Linked DNA regions of Homo sapiens: region 2 is linked to region 1. Evidence: chromatin loops called from intact Hi-C (ENCODE). Cell type or tissue: PC-9. All regions are shown on one strand. Each heading gives the region's core, and the rest is flanking DNA. Links, peaks and the distances in the headings are about the cores only.

Region 1 (2,917 bases), core at 134-2,633:
CTTTTATATTACCTTATCAATTTTGTTTTGTGCTGATTTAAAAGATAATTTTGTCCCAGCTACTATGGAGGCTGAGGTAGGAGAATTGCTTGAACCTAAGAGGAGGAGTTTGCAGTGAGCCGAGATCGTGCCACTGCACTTCATCCAGCCTGGGTGACAGAGTGAGACTGCAGAAAGAAGGAAAAGAAAGGATAGGGAAGGGAACAGAAGGATAGGGAAGGGAAGGGAAAGATAGGGAAGAGAAGGGGAGGGGAGGGGAGGAGAGGAGAGGGGAAGGAAGAGGAGAAGAGAAAGAAAGGAAAGAAAGAAAGAGAAAGAAAGAAAGAAAGAAAGAAAGAAAGAAAGAAAGAAAGAAAGAAAGAAAGAAGGAAAGGAGGGAGGGAGGGAGAGAGAAAGAGAGAAAGAAAGAAAAAGAAAGAGAAAGAAAGAAAAGAAAGAGAGAGAAAGAAAGGAAGGAAGGAAGAAAGAAAGAATCTTTTAAAATTTGATTCTGGGTCATATATCACTAGAAAAAATAATTTTGATGATTTTTCAATTTTTCCAAAAGCAATACTGATAAAGACCCCACATTATCCCCCTACTTTTTTCTTTCAGTTGAAGCCTCTATTTCCAACCAACTTGCTGGCAGAATAGGGTGGTTTTTTAAATCTTTGTCATGTTTTCCTATATGTAAAACTAATTCATACACTTTGTAAAATACATTAAATTCAGACAATAGAGAAGTGCAAAAGAAAAAACAGGGAAATGGGATCATGTTATACATCTAGTTTGCCAATTTGTTTTCTCGATTAAACCATTTATCTTGGGTATCTCTTCATGCCCCTCCTTCCCATGGCAAACACCCTCAATGCATTTAAAGTCCTGAGATTTGGTTAAAAGGTGAAAGTGGACGAGTGATGTTTACGCCAACATTCCTTCAGCGCTGACAGCTAATTCCAGACCAGGTTTCATGAGTGTGGGCAGAAACATGCAGGTCCAAGGAACTCATCTGGGCAGAGATGTGCCCAGGGAGGTGTGAGTTTTCCAAGCTTTATTCAGAGCTGGTTCCCTACAAGGGCGTCTTTGTGGCAGGAACCTGCACGTGAATACTGCCAGAGAGGAGAATGCGAATTACTTGAGTATGACGGTAGCTGTCTGCATGGAGAGAAATCACTTATCATGGAGCTTCTGGATGTGTCAACTCAAAGCTCAGAGCAATTAAACAAGGAAGTGGGACTGAGTCTCAGACACGGGCGGGTACACCAGGGTGAGGATCCCTCCTGCACACACAATAGGCTTGCAGGTCTGTTTCCATCACAAGCCGTACTTAAATAAAAGTGATCTCTCCACAAGGCTGAGATGGGCTGTAGCAGCTGCTGCCGGATCTCTATATTCCACGCAGGTGCCTGCCTGGTTCCCTAAGATCCCTGGGCATTGTACCGGGAGGATGGCACCCAATGGCAAGATTGCCTGTTTCAACAGTGCCATCGTGTGTTAGGACAAGCAACAACAGCCAAAACTCTGGGACACCCTTGTCTTCCGGTTTTCTCTGCTGGAGGAGACAGCATCCAAGAATCAAGGAATATCCCTGAGGGAGGAGAGACGTTGGAGTTATCACAGAAGAAAGGATAGCAGGGGAAAAATACATTCTCACTACAAATGGTATGGGATAATAAAGTGAGCTAAGTTAAATATTAAGATAAATATGTGTCTCAAGGTGATGAATAATAAGAATAAAACGAGCTATCTTTTGTTATGTGCTCTCTATGACTCAGGCATATGAGATGCTTTGCTCATTGACTCTTCACAGCAGAACCTATTAGGCATTTATTTATTTTCCTTATTTGAGGAAACTGAAGATCAGAAACATTAAGGAACTTGCCCAAGTTCCACTTGCAAAGTCATGGTAAAGTGGCCGCTCAAATGTAAAACTGTCTACTCTCAAATCCAGGTTCTTTTCATGATTCCAGAGAATATGGGGGAAATAAAGGAATGAATGTCCGCAGAAGGGAAGGGTCCCTCATTACACTCTCTGGCCCATGTAGGTGTGGAGGGGTCAGGAAAGATCTGAGATTCCTCAAACCCAAGGATAGCATTCCTACCAATTGAGAATTCCAGGTTCCAACATCACCATCTCCAGCCTAAACCTTACAAAATATCTACTCGTTTTCACCTCCAATTTTTTATTATATGTGTTAAAAAAAAATTATGGCAAAGTGTGTCCATCGAGAATATCCTTCTTGTTAAATGTCACACTGATTTCCTGGGCATAATGCCGATCTTGGTTTAATTGATCTTTGTTAATGAAGACAGAGCCTTGTAAAGTACAGTAGTTACATTAAATTGATGTGACCTATCCATCTGCTACTAGCACAAATGTTTGTGACAATAGAAAGAGTTGTCAGAGAGGAAACATCCCAGGGTTTTATTACCGCAGCTAACAACCCAACATAACTCAATGCAAATAAGTCTCATCCTGCCGTTCTGTCTTACTGCTGCTGACATTTTGGTCCCCAGGAGCTTTGATGGGACTGAGGGTATACTAATCTGGGATGATTTGGTTGCAAGGAAGGAAAACACACTAAACTAGTTAATGGGAAATTGTGGGTTTTCTCTGAAAGAATCTTTTGTCAATTTTCCTCCATGGAAACCTTATGGACTCAGAAAGCACCAGGTGTCCAAAAATTCTGTTACAAAGCAAAATGTTAATTAAATCAGACGTCTCTGTGTAAAAGCTAAGATGTAGCTGACAAAAATCAGCTGTTGGAATTTCCTGATGGAAATCAGCTGTTGGAATTTCCTGATGAAATCAGGAAAGTGGTGAGTGGAGGTGGAAGGAAGAGGAGTGAAAATAAACTTATGATACAAAATGGGGAGAGAAGAGATACCATCAATAATTAATGGAATGAGAAAGGTCAAACTGGTAACAACTGAGGAA
Region 2 (2,917 bases), core at 242-2,741, 190 kb before region 1:
TACATTAGTTCATTCTTTCTTCATCTGCTCACCCCCAGTATTGCTTGTCAAGTGAGGAATGGTTCCATCCTTTCAAGGAGATAAACAATAAAATGTATGATTATCTATGAGTGAGAAAAAAGGTGCTCAATAAAGGTATCTGTCAGGTATTATTAAAACCCAGAAGAAGAGCAAACCTTGGATATAATTCACTCAATGTGGGAAGGCTTCCAAGAGAAAGACATTGAGCTGTTCTTGAAAGACAAACAGAATTTAGTCTGATTTCCATTTGGTGACTGAGGCAAAAAGAAAGTCTGATATGTTCGGGCAACTTCTTGTAAGTAGCCTAGCGTGAGTAGAGCATAGTTCATGTAGGGGAATCTGGTGAGGGTTCAGGCTAGAAGGTAGGACAGAAGCCAGATCATAAACATGTGTGTGTGTGTGTGTGTGTGTGTGTGTGTGTGTGTGTGAAAACGTAGATGTATGGATGCATGCACGTGTGATTGTGTGTGTGCACATGGGTGTTTGCATGTATGTGTATGGGCCCATAAACTGAAAGCAGGGAGAGGGAAAAGAGACTTAGAGGAGTGCTCCAGAGATTTGCTGAGAACTAGTCTCCACACCCCACACCCTGAGTCCACCCTAGAGAAAAACACTAGCATCCAATAAAAGTCTATTTTTTCTTTTACTTCAATAAAGCTGTCTTCAGCACTTCTCAAACTTTACTGTGCACATAAATCACCTGGGGATCTTGTTAAAATCATATACTGATCCAGCAGGCCTGAGATGGGCCCTGAGATTCTGCATCTCTAACAAGCTGCCAGCTGAGGCCAGTGCTGCTGGTCTGGGGACCACACTTTGAGTAGCAAGAGGCTAGAGCACATCTGTCCTCCTGTAAACAGTAAATAATGATGAGAATCCAGGCCTTGGAACCCAAAGATCTCATTCACTAGTTGTATGATTTGGGAGCAAAACCTCTCACTTTCTGAGGGTATTAATCACCTCATTTATAAACCGATTACTGAACTAGAGATGATCTCCAAGTTGCCTTCCCATTCATTAATTTTAAATTAATTTTTTAAAAATGTAAATAATGAAAGATGAAGTACTGTGGATTTCCAAGGAAGAAGATATGCAGATTAAAAACATAAACTCAGACACAAATGTTTGATTAAACTACTTAAGGCCATACAAGGCATTTTTTTGTTTGTTTGTTTTTTGTTTTTTAGATGCTCTGTCACCCAGGCTGGAGTGTAGTGGCACGATCTCGGCTCACTGCAAGCTCCGCCTCCCGGGTTCACGCCATCCTCCTGCCTCAGCCTCCCTAGTAGCTGGGACTACAGGCGCCCACCACCACGCCCGGCTAATTTTTTGTATTTTTAGTAGAGACGGGGTTTCACCGTGTTAGCCAGGATGGTCTTGATCTCCTGACCTCGTGATCCGCCCACCTCGGCCTCCCAAAGTGCTGGGATTACAGGCGTGACAAGGATCTTTATGACATTGTACACATGGATCAAAATATCACAGGTGCTCCAAAATATGTACGACTATGATAAATGACTTTAAAAAGAATCGAATAATAATAATAAAGATATCCTTAACAAAAAAGTGGCTTCTAACCTACCAGTTTGCAATCTTAGCAATGAACACTGTGCAGTTATGAAATTATTGTCCCTCAGCTCCAAAGCCACCCTCCTAGACCTTACTTGGTCCACAAATCCCGGTCAGTTTTGCCAGCCACTCTCTGCTAGGCTCTGCCAATAGAGGGCGCTAGAGGGAGGCTTCAGGGCTGGGGAAAGAAGAAAGCACCTGTCCTTTCTGTTCCCTGTAGGTTTCAGCCTGACTGCAGCAATTCCTTTCTAGATAGCAGCTGCATCCAATTAGCAGAGGCCACATTGCACTTCATTCTCCTCTCCAACACCAGCAACTGCCAGCCAGGGCCTCTCTTAAGAGAGCTGAGTTGCAGCTTTATGGAACCCCTTTTCAAGATTCTAAGTTATAATCATTCCAATCTCTTTCCTTTATTCTCCAAGCCCTAGGGGAGGTAGCTTCTCCCTGCATTTGCTACCTCAGTGAAACTTTTCAAAAGCGTTTCACCCATCCTGTTAATAATTTTTACATTAAAATCTCTCTTTTCAAGTAACTGGTATGATTTGTCTCCTGACTATCCCATGACTGATCTAGACACCTAGACAAATTGAAAAACTTTACAAGTTAGATGTTGAATCCAACCCCTTAGTTTTACCAGACGAGGAGGCTGAGCCCCAGAAAGGGTCAATAACTTGCCCAGAACCTCAATGCTGGCCGAGGACCTGCTGGCACTGCATTTCTGGTCTCCTGGCTCCAGGCCTTGTGCTTTCACTACTAAACCTCACTGTCCAAGGTCATGGAGGTACCAGAGAGAATAAGAAGAGCTTCTCAAATGCTGTCTTTGAAGTCTAGGAAAAGGAAGAATGAAGGAAAAATGAGCCTATCACCAGGGAAGGGAAATACAAAATTAACAATGTCTCTGGAATGGCTATGTTATTAGACTCATTTAAAATCTGTCTTTAGCAAAAGAAATTTAAAAAATACATTTGGAAAATTAGAGTGCAGTGGAGTTATCAAAAATTACCTTAGTGTGAAGCAGATAAGGAACTAGTTAGAAAGCCAGAAATTCAATCTTCCCTCAATTTCACTCAACAAGCTCGGTGGCATATTAGGGAAATGATCCCTTAATATACTGAGATTTTTGAGGAAATTGAAAACCAGGATTGCTACTTGCAGAGCAAAGGAGGAAGAGGAGAAGAAGGAGGAGGAGGAGGAGGAGGAGGAGGAGGAGGAGGTTGAAAGGAGGAGCGATGTGGTGGAGTGGAAAAGACTTTTAATTGGTGGTAACACAACAAAGGAAATAGAATACCCCTCCTTGGAAGAGGGAGGAGCCTGCAGTGACAGGCAC

Evidence for each region. A loop is a pair of places that touch in the nucleus more often than their neighbours do. Peaks named below come from ENCODE experiments on the same cell type or tissue, not always from the same donor. Only the 100,000 strongest peaks of a DNase experiment are listed, where the experiment ranks them.
Region 2: a loop joins it to region 1, with 13 times the contacts of the local background. A loop is called at or near these places in 3 of 110 quality-filtered maps.

What each region holds. Positions count from the first base shown.
Region 1 is chr15:91,054,586-91,057,502 of GRCh38, reverse strand. No RefSeq gene overlaps it. Among named protein-coding and RNA genes, the nearest start is that of VPS33B-DT, 33 kb to the right of the region's middle. In PC-9, for the core only: CTCF peaks have their summits at 1,265 and 1,472; no DNase peak of the experiment used is centred there; H3K27me3 peaks cover 2,500 bases.
Region 2 is chr15:91,246,601-91,249,517 of GRCh38, reverse strand. All of the region lies in intron 2 of SV2B (synaptic vesicle glycoprotein 2B), which reads right to left. Among named protein-coding and RNA genes, the nearest start is that of SV2B, 150 kb to the right of the region's middle. In PC-9, for the core only: CTCF peaks have their summits at 1,534 and 1,737 (motif pointing right); no DNase peak of the experiment used is centred there; H3K27me3 peaks cover 430 bases.